4 separate regions of the Homo sapiens genome follow, and all the other regions are linked to region 3. A link is an interaction called in ENCODE POLR2A ChIA-PET data of the cell type or tissue named here. Cell type or tissue: MCF 10A. All regions are shown on one strand. Region 1 overlaps ERC1 (ELKS/RAB6-interacting/CAST family member 1). Region 2 overlaps ERC1 (ELKS/RAB6-interacting/CAST family member 1). Region 3 has its middle 42 kb from the start of LINC00942. Region 4 overlaps ERC1 (ELKS/RAB6-interacting/CAST family member 1).

What was found. ChIA-PET counts read pairs that join two places held together with the same protein. Peaks named below come from ENCODE experiments on the same cell type or tissue, not always from the same donor. Only the 100,000 strongest peaks of a DNase experiment are listed, where the experiment ranks them.
Region 1: POLR2A ChIA-PET joins it to region 3 with 5 read pairs; 5 of 35 experiments call an interaction of 5 or more read pairs at or near these places.
Region 2: POLR2A ChIA-PET joins it to region 3 with 5 read pairs; 2 of 35 experiments call an interaction of 5 or more read pairs at or near these places.
Region 4: POLR2A ChIA-PET joins it to region 3 with 5 read pairs; 1 of 35 experiments calls an interaction of 5 or more read pairs at or near these places.

What each region holds. Positions count from the first base shown.
Region 1 is chr12:1,108,298-1,113,297 of GRCh38, forward strand. It overlaps ERC1 (ELKS/RAB6-interacting/CAST family member 1), which reads left to right. Exons shown (of 19, transcript NM_178040.4): 5 at 1,895-2,050; 6 at 3,918-4,001. Among named protein-coding and RNA genes, the nearest start is that of ERC1, 120 kb to the left of the region's middle. In MCF 10A, no CTCF peak of the experiment used is centred here; no DNase peak of the experiment used is centred here.
Region 2 is chr12:1,011,992-1,016,991 of GRCh38, forward strand. All of the region lies in intron 1 of ERC1 (ELKS/RAB6-interacting/CAST family member 1), which reads left to right. Among named protein-coding and RNA genes, the nearest start is that of ERC1, 23 kb to the left of the region's middle. In MCF 10A, no CTCF peak of the experiment used is centred here; a DNase peak (open chromatin) is centred at 2,300.
Region 3 is chr12:1,539,825-1,544,824 of GRCh38, forward strand. No RefSeq gene overlaps it. Among named protein-coding and RNA genes, the nearest start is that of LINC00942, 42 kb to the left of the region's middle. In MCF 10A, no CTCF peak of the experiment used is centred here; DNase peaks (open chromatin) are centred at 1,117 and 1,987.
Region 4 is chr12:1,214,378-1,219,377 of GRCh38, forward strand. The region is part of intron 12 of ERC1 (ELKS/RAB6-interacting/CAST family member 1); the gene reads left to right. Among named protein-coding and RNA genes, the nearest start is that of ERC1, 230 kb to the left of the region's middle. In MCF 10A, no CTCF peak of the experiment used is centred here; a DNase peak (open chromatin) is centred at 2,884.

The sequences.
Region 1 (5,000 bases), 430 kb before region 3:
AGATTATATTTTTAAGGGCCTTGTAGAGACTTTCTAGAGGCTCTGTACAGGTTCCGGCTGCCATGTGATGTACAGAGTTGGAGTTCTTACCTGGGACTAAATTGTCTTGAGTGGAGCCCCAGTGCTGCTGGAGATACACTTCCCTCTTTCAGCTGGTCCAGTTTCATTACCACTCAGGCTGATGACAGAGGAGAACTTACCTTTAACTTTCACTTTCTTTCATTTGTAGGCTAGTCATATGCTTATGCCTAGTATTTTAGTCTTTTTTAAGGTGCTGTGTTCTGATATTTCCAGAGAAATTTTATAGCAATCTTAAAAGTGAATTTTCAGGTAGTGCAATTGAAGTAGTACTTTTTATGGGTCAGTCATTCCACATGAGTAAATAAAAATCCTGGTTTAGGTATAGAATGACTCTGATTGTATTAATTCAGTACAATGGATTTTGAACAGGTACATTTTAAGTTTAATTTGAATGAATTTATAAAAGACAGTTTTCATTGTGATATTTTTAAAGGTCACGTGATGAGCAAGACAGAGGAATACATCCTCTCCTCCCCTCCCTTGAACCTGAAAATAGCTAGGTGTAGTTTTCTCGATATAAAGCCTTAATCTCTCTCATCTTTATGCTCTGAGAATAAAGGAGACTTAATCAAGAAATTATTGAGGTAAAGTAGAAAAGGAGTTAATTTCAAAATAGCTTCCAAAGGAATGGTTTATCTAAAACTCCAAGTGAAATAAAGCTAAGCTATACTTAATTTATGCTCTTTAAGGTCTCTATTTCTTTGGTGAGTAAGCACCTGCAGCTACAGATACATAAAACTATTCATTCCATGTAGGAGTCTTTCTGTAATTCATGACATGTAAAGTAGCCTGGGGAGAAACTAGGTACTGCGACAAACAAAATCAAGAGATCGAATATGAAATAATGTTCTGTTGGAAGGTGATATTTGTGGTAGAGATGATGGTTTATAAGGACAGTGATTTTTAAAAATTAAGAATTATTTTAAATGTATGAAGTACAGACAATAAGGATTGCTAACATGATAAATAACTTAATTATTCCCCCATTTTTCTGCAGTGGGATGTTATGTAATTTTTATTATTGCACATATAGCTGTACACGTTACTGTATAAATCTTTGAAACCCTCTTACTTTTTTCCCCTCCTTTGGGGCATAATATGTTTTTTAGGGGTCACCAAGTAAAATGATAAAATACTAGAACTAGAAAAGGCTTTACTATTAATATTGGAAATTTTTTTCACCAGAAATTTGTAATTTCTGATGCAAAGAAATTTTAACCAGTTTTTCATTGCATTTACTTCTTCAGTAATTTAGTAATTATTTTCAACTTTAATTTAAAGGGTGCAGAGCTGGAGGCAGCCATAGAAGAAAAATCATACTGTGGATATGAGTGCTTCTCCTCCCACTCAAATGGCTGTAAAGGACGTATTTTAGAAGGAAGGCACTGGCTGGGCATGGTGGCTCACGCCCATAAGCCCACCACTTTTGGAGGCCAAGACAGGTGTATCACGTGAGGTCAGGAGTTCGAGACCAGCCTGGCCAACATGGCAAAACCCTGTCTCTACTAAAAATACAAAAATTAGCTGGGCATGGTAGCGTACACTTGTAATCCCAGCTACTTGGGAGGCTGAGGCAGGAGAACTGCTTGAACCCAGAGGCAGAGGTTGCAGTGAGCTAAGATTGCGTCACTGCACTAGAGCCTGGGCGACAGACTCTGTCTCAAAAAAAGGAAGCAAGGCACCAATTGCCAGACAGCATTTTTTCTGTATATTTGTCTATCTTTATTAAATGTAACTTCTTTAAATATCATGTTATTCAGCTTTTCTGGGTTTTTGTGAATACTTCAATCACTAAATCTTCCATTGTCTTCAGGATTCAAAAATTTCCTCTATGGAGCGTGGGCTTCGAGACCTGGAAGAGGAAATTCAGATGCTGAAATCGAATGGTGCTTTGAGTACTGAGGAAAGGGAAGAAGAAATGAAGCAAATGGAAGTGTATCGGAGCCATTCTAAATTTATGAAAAATAAGGTAATGGCATGTGAGACTTTTGATTCTTAAAAGGAGTTTGAAAAATTGATGCATATTTTTTACTTCTCTAGTGATGATAAAGCCGTATTTTACACTCTTTTATCAGGTTTCAGGGAAGAATACTTTTAGCATAGTTCTTTCAAATGAAACTTCTCCAGAATTAAAGTCAGAATTACTGACATAGATAGTTACTACAAGTTTTTACTTATAAAGACAATTCTCTGTATGAGGCTACATATGTATTGTCATGGTTTAAGTTTTCATATCTATTAGTACTTCCGAAAAACTTCCAGATGAGTTTTTCTCACTATATGAAACATCAGGTTCTTTACCTCTTGTGAATTATTTAAAAAGTCAAAACCCTAAGAGGCTTGAGATGGAGTTTCGCTCTTGTCACCCAGGCTGGAGTGCAGTGGTGTGATCTCAGCTCACTGCAGCCTCTGCCTCCATGTTCAAGTGATTTTCCTGCCTCAGCCTCCCAAGTAGCTGGGATTACAGGTGCGTACCACCACACCTGGCTAATTTTTTGTATTTTTTGTAGAGATGGGGTTTCACCTTGTTGGCCTGGCTGGTCTTGAACTCCTGACCTCAGGTGATCCACCCACTTCAATCTCCCAAAGTGCTGGGATTACAGACGTGAGCCACCGTGCCCAGCCCTAAGAGGCTTTTTAATGAAATGGGTGAAATGAAGTTACGTTTCCCCTCCAAATACAGTTCTGTAACGGAAAGCCCTTTCTTTGCCCTATCCTGTGGGGAAGATCCACTTGCTGTCAGGTTTATTGCTTCCCATGTGCACTTCAGGCGTAATATGACAAAGATTGATACCACCAAGACCTATCAGTCTGTGTTTATCATCAGTCACAATGTTCCTTCCTTGTATCCAAAGTCATTTAGTTTGATTCTGTAAACTATTTAGGCAAGTTGGAGGATTTAGTTTATCACAATTATCAATTTACCAGTTTTGTTGTGGTTTCATTAAACATTATGATTGTAATTATAAAGTTTAAGCCAGAAAATAAGTGTTTTCCCCCTTTATTTCCCAGTTGTATTCTCCAGGTTCTTAGAAATGAAACCCGCAACATCCCAGTAGTGTGAAGGAATGATAACATCACTTCCCCTCCAGTTTCTGGCTTCTTGCCATGGTGCCCATACCTGGCATATAAGTCTACAGAATATTCCTCTGCTACCTCCAGACTCTATTATTAATTATTTCTACTACTTTCATTTCAGTTTTAGAAATTAAAAACTCACATACCCAACTTTTTTTTTTTTTCTTTTTCTTTTTTTTTGAGTCGGAGGTATGCTTTGTCGACCAGGCTGGAGTGCAGTGGCGTGATCTCGGTTCACTGCAGCCTCCGTCTCCAGGGTTCAAGCTTCAGTCTGCTGAGTAGCTGGGATTACAGGCGCCCACCACCATGCCCAGTTAATTTTTGTAGTTTTAGTAGAGACGGGTTTCACTATGATGGCCAGGCAGGTCTCGAACTCCTGACCTCAAGTGATCCTCCTGCCTTGGCCTCCCACGGTGCTGGGATATAATCATAGGTGTGAGCTGCTGCGCCTGGCCTCACATAACCAACTTTCTATTAGTTTGGATTTTTCACCCTGATTTGAGAACAAGACATAGTGCCGTATGATCTCTGTGTTTATGTTTTTCATTTGTTGATTAGCACATTCCAGTCCACTGTGGGGGGAAAAAACCTGTGAACTTAGAAACTACCTATGGCTCTTTGAAGAGGGAATGAGGGGAACAGATTTGATTGTATTATATAAGTTATTGTTATTTCTAGTTACCATTCTGCCTCAAAAGTAGACAAGAAGAAGACCTAAGTTGACACATAAGTGAAAAAGAATAATAATGTCGTGACAGGTAGAACAACTGAAGGAGGAACTAAGTTCGAAAGAGGCTCAATGGGAGGAGCTGAAAAAGAAAGCGGCTGGTCTTCAGGCTGAGGTCTTTGCCGTAAGATTTACCTCTTTGTGTGCAGTGGTCCCACAGTGGGACCCTGCTAGCTCTATGGCTTCTGGGTGGCTTACCCTTTCATTCTCTATGGTTGGCAGCTTTGCCCATTACTAGCACTAACCAGCCTGCTCTGCTCTTTAACTGACTCCTGTTCACTAGTTTGACCCACATGTCACTTTGTGTGCAGTGAGCCTTCACGTGTTCTGGAAGCCTTGTACCTGGTACTTTATTGTTGCTTTTGTCACTCTGTGGATGGTATTTCAAAGCCTGTTTCTTTCTCAACCCTTTATTGTTGGTTTATATGAATGGCGGCCTTCTTTTCTTCCTAGGTACAAGAATATATGCAGTTGTTCTAGGCCTATCACCTAGAGTTTATTTGAATTTGAAACTCTTGAGCAAAGTGCTTTACCTTATGTAGACATTATCTTTAAGTCTCCAGTGAGTGATTTTGCCACAAATGTTACTTTCTTTAGGACAGATGTATAGAAAGTATTTATCTAGTAAATTGAAATTACTAAGAGACTTATTTCAGGTATCTAAATCTAGTTCAATATTCTAATGAACTTAAAATTTCAATTCAGAACATAATAATAAAATAAATACAGTTGGCCCTCCATATCTGTGGATTTGCATCTGTGTGTTTAACCAACTGTTTTTTATTTTCAGGGTAAAAAAATGGATGTTGTGTCTGTGCTGAACATGTACAGGCTTTTTTCCCATGTCATTATTCCCTAAGCAATACAGTATGACAACTATTTACATTGTAAATATTTACATTGTATTACGTATTACAAGTAATCTAGAGATGATTTAAACTATACTGGAGGATGTGCATAGGTTATATGCAAATTCTACATCATTTTATATCAGGGACTTCAGCCTTCATTAATTTTGGTATCCAAGGTGTGTCTTGGAACCAGTCCCCCATGGACCCATGGATACCGAGGGATGGCTGAATAATAAAGTAGCTAACACTTGCACACTTACTGT
Region 2 (5,000 bases), 530 kb before region 3:
TAAATGGCAGACATTGGTTTGTAAATGGTTTTTGTAGGCTTCATGTTAAGTCATAAAGATTTCACTTAAACATTTCTCAATGAAGTGAGTACTAATAAAGCTGGTGTATCTTTATAAACTTTTCTCTACATTTTGGATCATTTGAGTAGATTGGTTTTTCCTGTTCATAGAATTACTGGATCAAAAGATATGTTTTTAAGACCCTTACTGTAACCATTTTCAAACTTGCTGCTTCTCAGATACTTTTATTATTTTTGGGAAGAAACAAATACTTACTGGGTTCCTATAATTTTTCACTTAAACCCTTTTAAACTTATGATATGCTTCAGACATGCAAAAAGATACAGAGAATGATGTAATTAATATCTGTGTATCTACCACCTAGCTTAAGAAATAAACAGTCACAGACTTAAAATTCCTGTGCAGCTCTTCCTGATTATAAATGTCTGTATTTACCAACAGTGATGTGGATATTTAATCTTTTTTTTTTTTTTTTTTTTGAGACAGAGTCTTGCTCTGTCAACAGGCTGGAGTGTTGTGGCGTGATCTTGGCTCCCTGCAACCTCCACCTCCTGGGTTCAAGCTATTCTTCTGCCTCAGCCTCCCAAGTAGCTGGGACTACAGGCCCAGCTAATTGTATTTTTAGTAGAGACGGGGTTTCACCATGTTGGCAAGGATGGTCTCGATCTCCTGACCTCGTGGTCTGCCTGCCTTGGCCTCCTGAAGTGTTGGGATTACAGGCGTGAGCCACTGCTCCCGGCTGATATTTAATCTTAACCATTAATTCAGGTCTGCGTCCAAGATCTTTTGGACCAGAATTCAGAATTTTTTTCAGATTTTTAGAGAGATGACATGCATATATTATATATAAGCTAACTTTTCAAGTATGTTTTGGGAATGGTCCCTAATTTCTTCATTAAACACTTTGGGATTACTGACCCAGTCCAGGTCTGGTTTTACTATCATATTAGTTATAAATTTTTGGATTTTTAGACATTTTTGTTATTCAGTCTTGTGAATAGACGTTTGTGAACAGGTACATCTGTTTTACTTTGTTCAGCTTAATCACTGGTAGAATTTGTTGAACTTTGTGTTGAGCTGATCACGATGTAGTATGAGATGTATAAAATGCAAGGTAACATAATTTTATGTCCAAACAATTTAATATTTTAGGATTTTATGAAATCAGGTTATCAGTGAGCACTAGAGTCGTTGGGGAAGGCTACACAACCTAGAACTTGACTTGTTTCAACTAAGTGGCGCAGATTGCTGTTACAACTGGAGAACAACTATGATTAACAACCTTGTGTTTATTTCTAAGTATCTAGCTTGACAAAATATTTGTCATGATGAGAACTTTGAGAGAACTTATAATTAACTTGATTAATTGATAAGAATTATTAAAAACTGCAGTTAACTTGATTGTAAACTGAGTTACCCTTCCATTAAAAAAAGGCGAAATAGTAACTGACAAGTGTTAAGATTGCTCGTTTACAATTGATGTGTCATTGCTGCTCCAAGCAGAGGTGGCCTTTCAGATAGGTATGCTCTGAAACAGTGCTGCTTTAGCCACACTGTCGTGTAGTTTTAGTCTCTAGTCAGTATTGGAGAATCAGATTAAGGTTATACAACTAGATGCGTAGTGTTAGCAGACTTAATACATTTTAGTTACATGCTGAGTGTAGAGGCAGAGAAATCTGTGCCTTCATTAACTTGTAGATTTATTTTCTTTCTGTCTTTCTGTCTGTCTGTCTTTGGGTCTGTCTGTCTTCCTTTGTCACCCAGGCTGGAGTATAGTGATGTGATCATAGGTCGCTGCAGCCTTGAACTCCTGGGCTCAAGCTGTCTTACTGCTACAGCCTCCCAAGTAGCTAGGGCTAAAGATGTGTGCCACCACACCTGGCTAATTAAAAAAAAAGTTTTTTGTGGAGACGAGGTCTTGCCGTGTTGCCCAGGCTGATCTGAAGTGATCCTTTCGCCTTGGCTTCCCGAAGTGTTGGGATTATAGGCATAAGCCATGTGCCTGGTGATTTTTTTTTTTTTTAAACTTCCTGCTACTTACAGAGATATTAGCAATCTGTCTATGCCTAGCCCATTAATTGCTGTGTAAATTAGTGCCGAATGGTTGTGGAGGTCTTTATTTAAACCTGTAGTTTATAATGAGACTTAAAAAAATGTAAGTTTTTTTTTTTGTTTGTTTTTGAGACAGGGTTTCACTCTGTTTCCCATGCTGGGATGCAGTGGTGTGTTCTTGGCTCACTGTAGCCTCTGCCTCTGGAGTTCAAGCAATTCTTATGACTCAGCCTCCTGAGTAGCTGAGATCATAGGCGTGTGCCATCATGCCTGGCTAATGTTGGTATTTTTGGTAGAGACGGGGTTTCACCATGTTGCCCAGGCTGGTCTCGAACTCCTGAGCTCAGGAGATCCACCCATCTTGGCCTCTCAAAGTGTTGGGATTACAGGCCTGAGCCACCACACCAGGCCAAAAAAAGTAAAGTAATACACACTCACTATAAAAAGAAAATGGAACAGAGAAGAAAAGTATGTAAGTAAGGAAAAAGGTGATTCCATCTGGTCTTTCAGAAATAGGCTTTTACCGTACAAATCATTTCTGTGTATATACAAACATACGTGTATATATCCTTTGTACACAAATGAGATTGCCTCGTAAGCATTCTTCTGTAACCTGGTTTTTTTCCCACTTCACAATATGTTTTTGCATGTCAGATCTATATCTTAGATATAGATATTTACTTAATTTTTTTTTGTTTTTGTTTCTTTTTCCTTTTTTTGAAATGAAATCTCACTGTCACCCAGGCTGGAGTGCAGTGGTGCAATCTCAGCTCACTGCAACCTCCGTCTCCCAGGTTGAAGTGATTCTCCTGCCTCAGCCTCCCAAGTAGCTGGGATCACAGGTGTGCGCCACCATGCCTGGCTAATTTTTGTATTTTTAGTAGAGATGGGGTTTCACCATGTTGGCTAGGCTGGTCCCGAACTCCTGATCTCAAGTGATCTGCCCTCCTTGGCCTCCCAAAGTGTTGGGATTACAGGCATGACCTACTGTGCCCTGCCTCTTTTTCTTTCTTTTTTTTTTTTTGAGACAGTCTTGCTCTGTTGCCCAGGCTGGAGTGCAGTGGCATGATCTTGGCTCACTGCAACCTCTGCCTCCGGAGTTCAGGCAATCCTCTCACCTGAGTAACTGGTACTACAGGCACACACCACCTTGCCCAGGTAAGTTTTGTATTTTGGTAGAGACAGGAATTCACCATGTTGTCCAGGCTGGTCTTGAACTCCTGACCTCAAGTGATCTGCCCACCTCAGCCTTTTAAAGTGCTGGGATTACAAGTATGAGCCACCATGCCTGGCCATTGTTTTTCTTTTCTTTTTTTTAAATTAGGATTGCCTGAAAGAAATTTTTTTTAAACAGCAGCATTGTCTTTTGTAGTTGAGAGATACATAAATTTATTCAACTAATCTCTTTGGAAATTTAAGCGGTCTCCTTGCTGGTACAAACAATGCAATAATTGAATATCATTGCACATTATGTCCTTGAACCTGTGAAAATATATTTTATGGAGAATATTTTTTAAAGTGAAACTTCTAGTTCAACAATGTGCACATTTTAAATTTTGATAGATTGTGCCAAATTGTACCTCAGTGGGATTTTAAATTTTTGGTTTATTGTTCATCTTTTCACAGGGAGCCTAGGATAGCAGCATATTTCTCGTCCCTAGTAATATTTATAACCCTTTAAGAAAATGAACAGGATCTTTAAACATGTTGAAATACAGTATTAAAAATATTTGACTCGTTGATGAGCATAACCCCATTACATCAGGTTGTACTAGTAATTTTGAGATTTATGTGAGAATTTCACATATAATTATTTAAATAGCTAATGGGTGGTATATTACATCAGGTTACATCAGGTTGGACTAGTAATTTTGAGATTTATGTCAGAATTTCACATATAATATTTAAATAGCTAATGGGTGGTATATTACATCAGGTTGGACTAGTAATTTTGAGATTTATGTCAGAATTTCACATATAATTATTTAAATAGCTAATGGGTGGTATATTACATCAGGTTGGACTAGTAATTTTGAGATTTATGTCAGAATTTCACATATAATTATTTAAATAGCTAATGGGTGGTATATTACATCAGGTTGGACTAGTGATTTTGAGATTTATGTCAGAATTTCACATATAATTATTTAAATAGCTAATGGGTGGTATATTACATTTTCTGGTTCAACTTACAAATATAGCACATCTGTGTTAGCCTAGTCCATTATAGTTAGTTTGAAGTAAACTGCTGTGTTGCTATTAAAGAATTTTTTTGCTTTCATTTGTCTTAATGATATTTGGTGTTCCTTTGGAGACTCAGTTCATAAAGAGCTATTATTATTTTTCTAATCTATGAGGAGAGTGAGAGATTGCTGTCTGCAGTTGCATGTTATGCTCGTAGCTATTTGTGGGAAGAGTGAGAATTAAAGGCTAACATATAATCATTGTGGGTAGAAGTATTTTTATTTTTAGACTTCTGAGTATAATGGATTTCTGTGGGGTGAGGCGAGACTGGGGCTGTTTTTCTCTCACAGTATGTATATAACCATTGGGATCAGTGCTTTTCTTTTCTTTTTTTTTTTTTTTTTGATTTTTTTGGATACACTGTTTCACTCTGTCACCCAGGCTGGAGTGCAGTGGTGCGATCTCGATCTCGGCTCACTGCAACCTCCGCCTCCTGGGTTCAGGCAATTCTCCTGCCTCAGCCTCCCAAGTAGCTGGGTTTACAGGCGTGTACCACCATGCCTGGCTAAGTTTTGTATTATTAGTAGAGATGGGGCTTCACCATGTTAGCCAGGCTGGTCTCAAACTCCTGACCTCAAGTGATCTGCCTGCCTTGGCCTCCCAAATTATTGGGATTATAGGCGTGAGCCACCGTGCCCGGCTTCAGTGCTTTTCTTAGGGAAAAATGATTCTGGAATTTTTGA
Region 3 (5,000 bases):
ACATGTATCATGTACTTAGTCAATGTTAGGTCCCACTTTAACACTTCATTGAAAAAAAGTAAAAGTGTCAAGAAATTGACACCTAGATTCTGAAATACCTTGTCGGAATTTAGGCAGAAGATCAGAGTGTTTTATAATTTGGTTTATTTTGATGATTGAGGAGACAAAGGAGACCTGAGAATTCACTTCCATGACAGCTGCTTTTACCGAAGACCTGTTGAGAGGTCTGCAGCTCCAGGCTCTTGGACTTTTCCTGGACAGTCCTCCCAACCAAGAGGTGGGTTCCTGGATGGCAGGAGTGATGTCCTCCTTGTCTGGGCTCCTCTCTCCTCACTGATAATCCCACCACTCGGCGTTGCTGCTGCTCAGCCATATTGACACGTTAATGAGCTAGTGACTTCTAAACAGGTTATCCTCCCCGGTTCAAGAAATCCAGCCATAATTACCATGTTTCATCGATATTAAGATGCATTTCAACATATCTGAGGTCAGAATGCATCTCAGAATCAATATTGTATGACAGTTTGATGACAAGTACTTTTCTTTCTTGGTGGTACAAAATAATGGTGCATTCTAGAATCAGTAGCATCTTAGGTTTGGTGAAATAAGGTAATTGATCACTGTTTACTAAGGGGACCTGTTGTCATTTCCTGGTGCCTAACTTGGTGTTCACTTGGAAATGCACTTTTGTATTTTGCCAAACAGAATATTTGTTTCCTGTCACCTTCAAGTTGAACATCTATTAACCATGTTAAAATTGAGAGAGGAAATTCTAGGCAAAAACTGGACGTCCCATGGACCCTGGACCCTGATGCTTGAGCCTGCTGGGCTGCTCGTGGCCACCTGGGAATCAGCAGTCCAGGATTTCTGCCCTTGCATTGCTGAGAATCTTGAGCAAATGTGCTCATCACTGCCAGTCTCCCTCTTCTCATTGGTACATGGAGTCACAGTGTAACCCCTTCCTATCTCATAGAACCGCTAGGGTCAAGCGACATGGCGTGTAGGGAAGTGCTTTATACCCAACGGTAAGAACAACGAAGTGCTGTTCCTACCTGATACGCAGAAGGGAACTGTGACCCAAAGACTTGTTTAAATTCACTGACAAAGCACAGCTCCAGGTGACTCAGTGTTGATTCATACCTGGCACTTGTCTTCTTATTTGTCTATTTCTAGGAGAGAGACTTTGAAATTATAGAAACTTGTCTGGTGAGATGAAATAGTATCCCAAAGGATCAAAAAGAAGTTACATCCTAGAAGTAGAATGCAAGCTTTTTTTTTTCTTTTTTCATTTTATGCTTTCCTGTTTCACTGCCTTGGCACTGGAAAATATGGGGTAAAATGTTGTTAACATTAACACAAATATATTTATCATGAAGAGTAAATCTAATCTCTTATGTACAGTGTTTTAAAAAAATCAAGTTCTGGCCAGGCGCAGTGTTTCACGCCTGTAATCCCAGCACTTTGGGAGGCCGAGGTGGGCGGATCAGGAGGTCAAGAGATCGAGACCATTCTGGCTAACATGGTGAAACCCCGTCTCTACTAAAAATACAAAATTAGCTGGGTGTGGTGGCGCGTGCCTGTAGTCCCAGCTACTTGTGAGGCTGAGGCAGAAGAATCGCTGAAACCCGGGAGGCGGAGGTTGCAGTGAGCCAAGATCGCGCCAGTGCACTCCGGCCTAGCGACAGAGCGAGACTCCGTCTCAAAAAAAAAAAACAAAAAATTAAGTTCTGCAGTGCAACAGGTGCTGGCTCAACCCTCGCCCCAAAACCTCATGGCAGTGTGACCAGCACACACAGGTGACCTTGAGGCAAGTCAGCCAAACTTGCTTGACCTCAGTTTCCTCACCTGCTAAAATCTTAAAAAGCTGTTGTGAGGATGACATGAAATGAATAGAAAGCACTTACGTTATAAATGCATGCAGAGCCTTGCACTTAGAAAGCACCAGAAAATGTTGGCTCTAATTATGCTTCTGAACAACCACAAAACGCGCTATTGTGCAATTGCCAGTGACTGGTTCTGCCGACAGAATCAAAAGCTTGGTTGTGTCTGGGAGGAAGGAATGAAGTGGTGTTATTTTCATACTTAATGCTGGCGTTAATAAGCTACACACACATGTCAATTTAACAGTAGTCTGACCTAAATAATATTGCATTTTCGACACATACAGCATGTTATACAGTAACCAAATCAAGAATCCTGGTCGAAACCTTACCAAACAGCTTTAAAATATTTCCTTTCAAATGAGATTCTTGAAGTTCACTGTTACCCACTCCATGTGCTGAAGTCTTAAGCAGCATCCTACTTTTATGCTTAAAAGCCTAGGAGACATGGCCGGGCATGGTGGCTCACACTTGCAATCCTAGCACTTTGAGAGGCCAAGGTGGGTGGATCACCTGGGGTCAGGAGTTCGAGACCAGCCTGGCCAACATAGTGAAACCCTGTCTCTACTAAAAATACAAAAATTAGCCTAGCCGGGCATGGTGGCGGGTGCCTGCAATCCCAGCTACTTGGGAGACTGAGGCAGGAGAATCATTCGAACCCAGGAGGTGGAGGTTGCAGTGAGCAGAGATCGCACCATTGCACTCCAGCCTGGACGACAGAGCAAGAGTATGTCTCAAAAAAAAAAAAAAAATAGCCTAGGAGACCTGCCCTCAAAAAATATGCTGTGGGGAGATGGTGTCCTGCTGATCTCTCTCATTCAATATGGCATACAGACTTCTGAGAAGTTACCATGAACCTACTTTCACAGTTGAGGGCTAGGGAAAGTCTTATAGTGTGAAATTCATTAGCCTCATGCGCTGTGTGAAATTCATTAGCTTCACACACTCTGCCCTCTCTGTATTTCTTTCTCCACTCCCCACCCTGTGTTGCCACAGCTGAATGGTGGAGGTACTATTGACTTTTTCTTCTTCATCAACTTTATTGAAGTATAACTTACATACAGTAAAATTCGCACGTTGTACGTGTACAGGTCAATAAATTTGGACGAATATACACACCCATGCAACACCACCCCAATCAAGATACTTCTGCTTTTGCAGAAATCTCCTTGTCTCCCTTCCCTGTAGCCACACCCCACCACCACCCCAACTCAGGCACCCACTGACCTGATTTGTGTCATTCGAGATCACTTTAGTCTGTTCTAGAATTTCACACGAATAGATTTATACCAGAATTATGGTTTATTTTTCAGCTTTTTGGTATTTGGCTTCTTTTGCTCAGCATAATATCTGTGGGATTTATCTAGGTTGTTGCAGGTATCAGTAGTTCATTCTTTTTTTTTTTTTTTTTTTTTTGAGACAGGATCTTGCTCTGTCACCCAGGCCATAGTGCATTGGTGCAGTCATGGCTCACTGCAGCCTCAAAACTCTGGACCTCAAGCGATCCTCTGCTCTCAGCCTTCTGAGCAGCTGGGACTATAGGTGTACGCCACCATGCCTGGCTAATTTTTATTTCTTTATTATTATTATTATTATTATTTTGAGTTGGAGTCTCGCTCCAACTTAGTTTTTTCTTATGCTAACATTTTACATAACCATAGTACAATGATCAACAACAGGAAATTAACATTGTTACAGTATTGTTAATTAATTTACAGACCTTCATCCAATTTCATCAGTTTTTCCCTAATGTCTTTTTCTGGCCCCAAATTCAATCCAGTATCTCACATTAAATTTAATCATCATGTCTTCTTAATCTCCTCCAGTGTGACAATGCCTTAGTGTTACTTTTGTCTTTTATTACCTTGACTGTTTTTTTTTTTTTCAAGACAGAGTCTCCCTCTGTCGCCCAGGCAGAAGTGCAGTGGCGTGATCTTGGCTCACTGCAACCTCCGCCTCCCGGATTCAAGCGATTCTCCTGCCTCGGCCTCCCGAGTAGCTGGGACTACAGGTGTGCGCCACCACACCAAGCTAATTTTTGTTATTTTTAGTAGAGACTGGGTTTCACCATGTTGGCCAGGCTGGCCTTGAGCTCCTGACCTCGGGTGATCTACCGTGCCCAGCTGACATTTTTGCAGATACATTTATAAGATGTTCCTCCCTCAATTTGGGCTTGTCTGATGTTTTTTCATGATTAGAATGTATTTATACAGTTCTGGCAAGAATCTCACATGAGTGGATATTGTATCCTTCTCAGTGCATCATATCAAGGAGTGCGTGATGTTGAGATTACTGGTGATATTAACTTTTGATCATTTAATGTAATTTTTGATATGGTTTTGTCTACCATGTGGCTGTTTGATTTCCATTCATGCCCCTCCCCACCACACCTTTTTTATGGTGGTGGTTCCAGGGCTAACTACATGCATCCTTAACTTTCAGCGTTTATTTAGAATCAACATTGTACCTTTTCCCAGGCCACACGTCACTGATGTAATAAACTTAGTATATTCCGTTTACCTCCCCCCACTTAGCTGATTGTCATATTTTAAAAGATATGTCTGACAATCTACCAAATGCTTACTTTTGCTTTAGTCTGTTGTCTCTTAGTAAATTATGAAAGGACTGGAAAGTATTTTATATTTACCTGCTTATTTGCCATTTCAGGTGCTTGTTATTCTCTTCTGTGGATCCAAGTTTCCAGCCTGATGGGGATTCTATATGTAGCATTTCTGGTAGTGCACATCTGCTGATAACTAATTATCTCAACTTTCATTTATCTGAGAACGTCTTTATTTCCTCCTTGTTTTTGAAAGCTATTTTTGCAGGATATAAACTTTCTTTTTTCTTTCAGCACTTTAAAAGTGTTATTTCAAAACTCTAGTTTTTGGGCTGGGCACGGTGGCTCATGCCTGTAATCCCAGCACTTTGGGAAGCTGAGGTGGGTGGCTCGTGTGAGCCCAGGAGTTTGAGATCAGCCTGGGTAACATGGTGAAATCTCATCTCTATTTAAAAAAAAAAAAAATTAGGCTGGGCACAGTGGCTCACGCCTGTAATCCCAGCACTTTGGGAGGCTGAGGCGGGCGGATTACGAGGTCAAGAGATCAAGAACATCCTGGC
Region 4 (5,000 bases), 330 kb before region 3:
AAGATGATAAATATGCTGTGATAAACATTAAGGTCCTTGGTATATAATAAGTACTTGTAAGGGTTATTATGGTATTATATTTAGCATAGCGCTAGAGTTAGATATAAACATATAACACATAACTTCAATAGTATCCTCCTTCCCTCCACTCCCCGCCTCCCGGCCTCCCCTCAAAGAGTGAAGAAGAAGCATATTCCATGTTTGTTTGGATCTTAATGAAAGGGCAAATTTAGATATTTAAATTTATATATTAACATATAAAACATAAATATGCGTGTGTGTATACATACACACACACACACACACACACACACACACACACACATATGTTTGGGGTGAGGAGAAAAAGGATATGTTAGTAACCTCTTGCAGTGTGCCAAATCTTACGCTAAGCATTTTCCATGCATTATTTTATTTACTTCTCACAGTTCTATAAGAGATGGGCATTATTCCCATGTCATAAATAAAAAAGATAAGAACACTCTGAAGCTTAGAGAGGCTAAAGATCATATAGATAATGAATAGTGAACCAGCATTTAACCTAGAGCTCTTTAGCCCTTAAAACTTTTGCTTTTAACCACTCTACCATTTGTATTCCTGTTAGGAGTCTCCTCACATCCCTTGGGAGACCTTGAACATATTCTGAGATTTACAAGTTACCATGTTAATTTTATGATTTTGTATTTTCATTTCAATGACAATAAAAAAGTTTATATACATATTCTGGATCACCTGGGTGACTGTCTTACAATGAAATACCCTATGTAGTTTCATTTATATTTATGGATATCATCTCATTGTCTTCAGGTATTACTGTTATAATTGTCATGGGCCAATGAGAAAAGAACAGTGGTGGGCCTAATCCATACTGTTGCTTTTTATCCAAGCAGAGTTCAAATGATGTCATAATGTACTATAAGCAGCAAACTTTTTTTAAAAAGTAATTTGACAAAATTTCTGAGACAGTTGGATCATCTTACAGCTCAAAACAAAACAACTTGGACAATAGTAATAAGTACCATGAGTGCACTGTGAGCAGCAATTTAACAGCATATTCAATTAATACTGGTACTTTGCACTATGTCTTTTGGTTTGAATTGCATTCAATTTGGGAACTCTAGATCTAATATTTGCATTTTTTACAGTATTACAATTTATCAGTGGATCTAGAAAATATTTTCTTTTATAATTATACTATATTATACTATCATCTAGATACAGACCCTTTAGCTCATGGAGATGAAGGAATCAGTTCTGTTTAGGGGAGTGCTGGAAAGCTTTGCCAAGATACTGCCATTTAAGCTTCTTCTTGCAGAATGAGTGCATGTATGCTCTTATGCTCGGCAAAGACAGGGTAAGGGAAAGGGCAGGGACATGAAGACATCTGAAAAGGCAAAAAAACAAAAGAATCTTTTCCTCATGCTTACTGCATGAGGGAATATTAAAAATATAGGTTATTGTTAAAGACCTTTAGTGCTAATTAAGGGAATATGGATTTTATTACGTAATTAGTGTGAATCCAAAAAAAGCAAAAAGTGTGGGAATATAAACAACTTTTATAATTCAATTGTGTGCATATGGAATCTTTGTAAATTAAGTCATGTTTTACATAAAACCAGAATCTTATTGGTTAAAGACTATTTGGAAATGGAATGTAAATGTTTTTGTATGAAAATAAATTGTCCCCAAATTTTCAGATTTACAAGTTACCTTTTTTTTGGTCTCCCCCTCTCCTTCCTTCTTTCCGTTCTTTTCCTCTAGGCGCATCCTTTAATAATGAAATCAGAAACTCGTAACTTTATTCTTCTCTCCCATCTCACTGGGATATTTTAGCGATTAATAGTATTCTACCCATTTGATTTAATGATTTTTATTTTATTTTAACTAACATTTATTGAGAAAACTACATATGAGATTTTCTGATCACTAATATTTATTTGCACAGAAAAAGGTGTTACTATCATTTACTTAATAGATCTGCTTTTATTAATGATTTTATGCCTTGATTTCCCACAGTTAGCCTCCAGCTGTTACTTCTGTATTATGCATGTTAGAGTGAAATGTCCAAATTAAATTAGTTTTTAAGCTGAGCCCTGTGAAATCACCAGGTGGAGAAATACGGATGGCATATTATTCCTGCATATGCATTTTCATATGCTATTGGTGCAGTGTAATTCAACTGTAGCATTCACAACTTTCATCATTGACATAGCCTTGGTGGGGTCGGGGAGGAGGGATGGGGGGTGGGGGGCGGGGGGAGTAAATGGAATGATATGTACAAAAACACTTTTCAGCTGGGAAGAGTGAAACAAGTTAATAGGAAATAAAAGGCCATATTGTCTATTCAGACTAGTACGTTACTTTTCCAGAGTCATGGGGCTAGCAACCACTATATGTCTGACTTCTACCAAGAAGGGTTGAATCCCTGGTTGATCCTGTGAGGCCTGAGGCATATAAACAAGAAACATGAAAGGGAGAGGAAAATTAAATGAAGTGGGAGTGTTGCAGAATAATAATACAATTAAGGGAGAAAATAATAGAGGTAGAGGAAGAGGTTATATACACTTATTTCTCTTACTATGAACATTTTACTTAGAAGTGTAAGGTTGTATGTCTTGTTTGATACAGTGATAAAAATTATGATAATGCTTAACAGAAATGGGTGCTTTGCTCCATAAAAGTGCTCCGTGCTTTCCTCTGTCATTATGAATTAATCAGCAAGAAATCCAGAAGTGAACAACATAAAAGTATTCCCTCTCCTCCTTTTTTTAAACAGTGAAAAAAGTTGACAATATATTTATTCTGTCATAGATCCAAAAAGCCAAGCCTGCGTTTTAAGGCAGGGTTTTCTTTGGTTTTCTATTTCTCAGCCACACCTTCAGATTTCTTGGCACAGTACAGTCATAGCATTGTGTCATATCCTTGGTCTGTTTTATCAGACTTTATAAATTGATTCTGACTGTACCAGCAGTACTAGATTCTTATCTTTACACAGTTTGGGAAATGGACAATGACTCTTTTGGAAAAACAGCTCTATAAATTGTGCTGTGGTATGTGAGAATGGGTTCTCTGCTTTGCTTTTCCTCTAGCCTGCTGCCATTCCTAGACAGTGTCATTTCTCTGATTTAGGGCATTGTGTAGCTGTTCTGGGTAGAGTAAACCTGCCTCTAAATGTGGAACAGATTGTTACCCGTCAGAATTCTCCACCTTGGAATGGTGACACTGAAAGATACAATTCAGCTCTGGCCAACACCTCCTGTCTTCCCAGTTCACTTACTCTCGTCTCCACTCCAATTATTGCATCTAATTAGGACCTTGAAACAACAACCTACTACTTTTTTTTGTTTGTTTTGAACCTCGTATGGCCTCACACTTCCTTCCTTACCCGGGTCAGATTTCATGGTCCAGCAGTATAATTACTCCCTTCTAAATCCCCTTGACTTACTTGCTTTTCTCTTTTGTCACACTTGCTTGCAAAACCTCAATCCTGATTTAAAGCAAGTGTCTTCCTACACTGCCTCTGCCCTGAGCAGCTTTATGTTACCGGGCAAGAAGAGTCACAAAGCTTTGCAGACTGGTCTCACATTGAATTTATGGCCACAGATCTCAAATTGCTCCTAATTCTGCAGGCAGTCCTAATTAAGAGGACTATTAGATTTGATTTCCCATCCTCAGAGGTGACTGTATCATTCTGTTCTCTTATCAAATCTGCAAATCCTTCGCCTCCACTCAAAGTTTCTGGCTTCACTTGATATTTCTTTGAGAAAATTAAAATAATTGGATGCTACCCAGTTTGTCTCCTCATCAAATCTACCAGCCTACTTGCATCTATACCTGGAGCCTTTGCCTGAATAGTGCCACTATTCCTGAATTCACCTCTGCTGCCTTTTCTGTTAATCCTATCCCAGTTGCCCAACCTAAAGATGCTTCTCCCTCATTATCCTTCTCCCTCCTTTCAAATTTTTGCTTTCTCCTTGTTCACAAGTGTACTAACCTGCCTTTAGAGTTCCACTTAATGTCTTAAAAAAAATCGTTCTCTTGATGTGATGTCTTATTCTAGTTGCCACCCTGTTTCTCTCTTCCCTTCTCAGCAAATCTTATTTAAAAAATTGACTGTAGTTGCTATCTGCCTTTCCTTACCTTTCTTCAAGTTTGTTTAATCAGGCTCCTATTTTTAGTAGTCTTACGAAACTGCTCTTGTCAAGTTATCATAAATATCCATGTTACCAAATACAGAAATCACTTCCATGGCCCCATCTTAACTTTACCTTTCAGCATCATTCTACACATTTCCTTCCTTGAAACACTGTTTTCTTCTGGTATCTCTGATACCAGTGTCTCCTTATTTTCTCCCTCTTTCACCTGTCATTCCTTTTGTGGTGTTTCTGATTCTGCCACTTTCCTCTAGACCTCTAAAAGGCTCCACTCTCAGTCCTATTCTCATATATATATATATACACACACACACACACACACACATATATATATATATTCTCAGACTTTTCTTTTTTTTGAGATGGAGTCTCACTCTGTCGCCCAGGCTGGAGGGTAATGGTGCCATCTCAGCTCACTGCAACCTCTGCCTCCCAGGTTCAAGCAATTCTCCTGCCTCAGCCTCCTGAGTAGCTGGGATTACAGGCATGCACCACCACGCCTGGCTAATTTTTATATTTTTAGTGGAGACAGGATTTCACCATATTGGCCAGGCTGGTCTTGAACTACTGACCTCAGGTGATCCACCCGCCTTGGCCTCCCAAAGTGCTGGAATTACAGGCATGAGCCACCATGCCTGGCCTCAGACTTCTTCAAGTCTAAGGCATTCATTATCAAAAACACAGCAATAGCTACCAAATTAATAATATACAAGGTGCTCCAGAATACTCTACTTATTACCTACACAATGTCTTTAGTTAAATATCAAATTTAGTTTTACTCAGAACAGATCTCTTGATCTGGCCCACCTTTTTCAAAACCTCTTCTTCCCCAGTTTCCCACCCTCA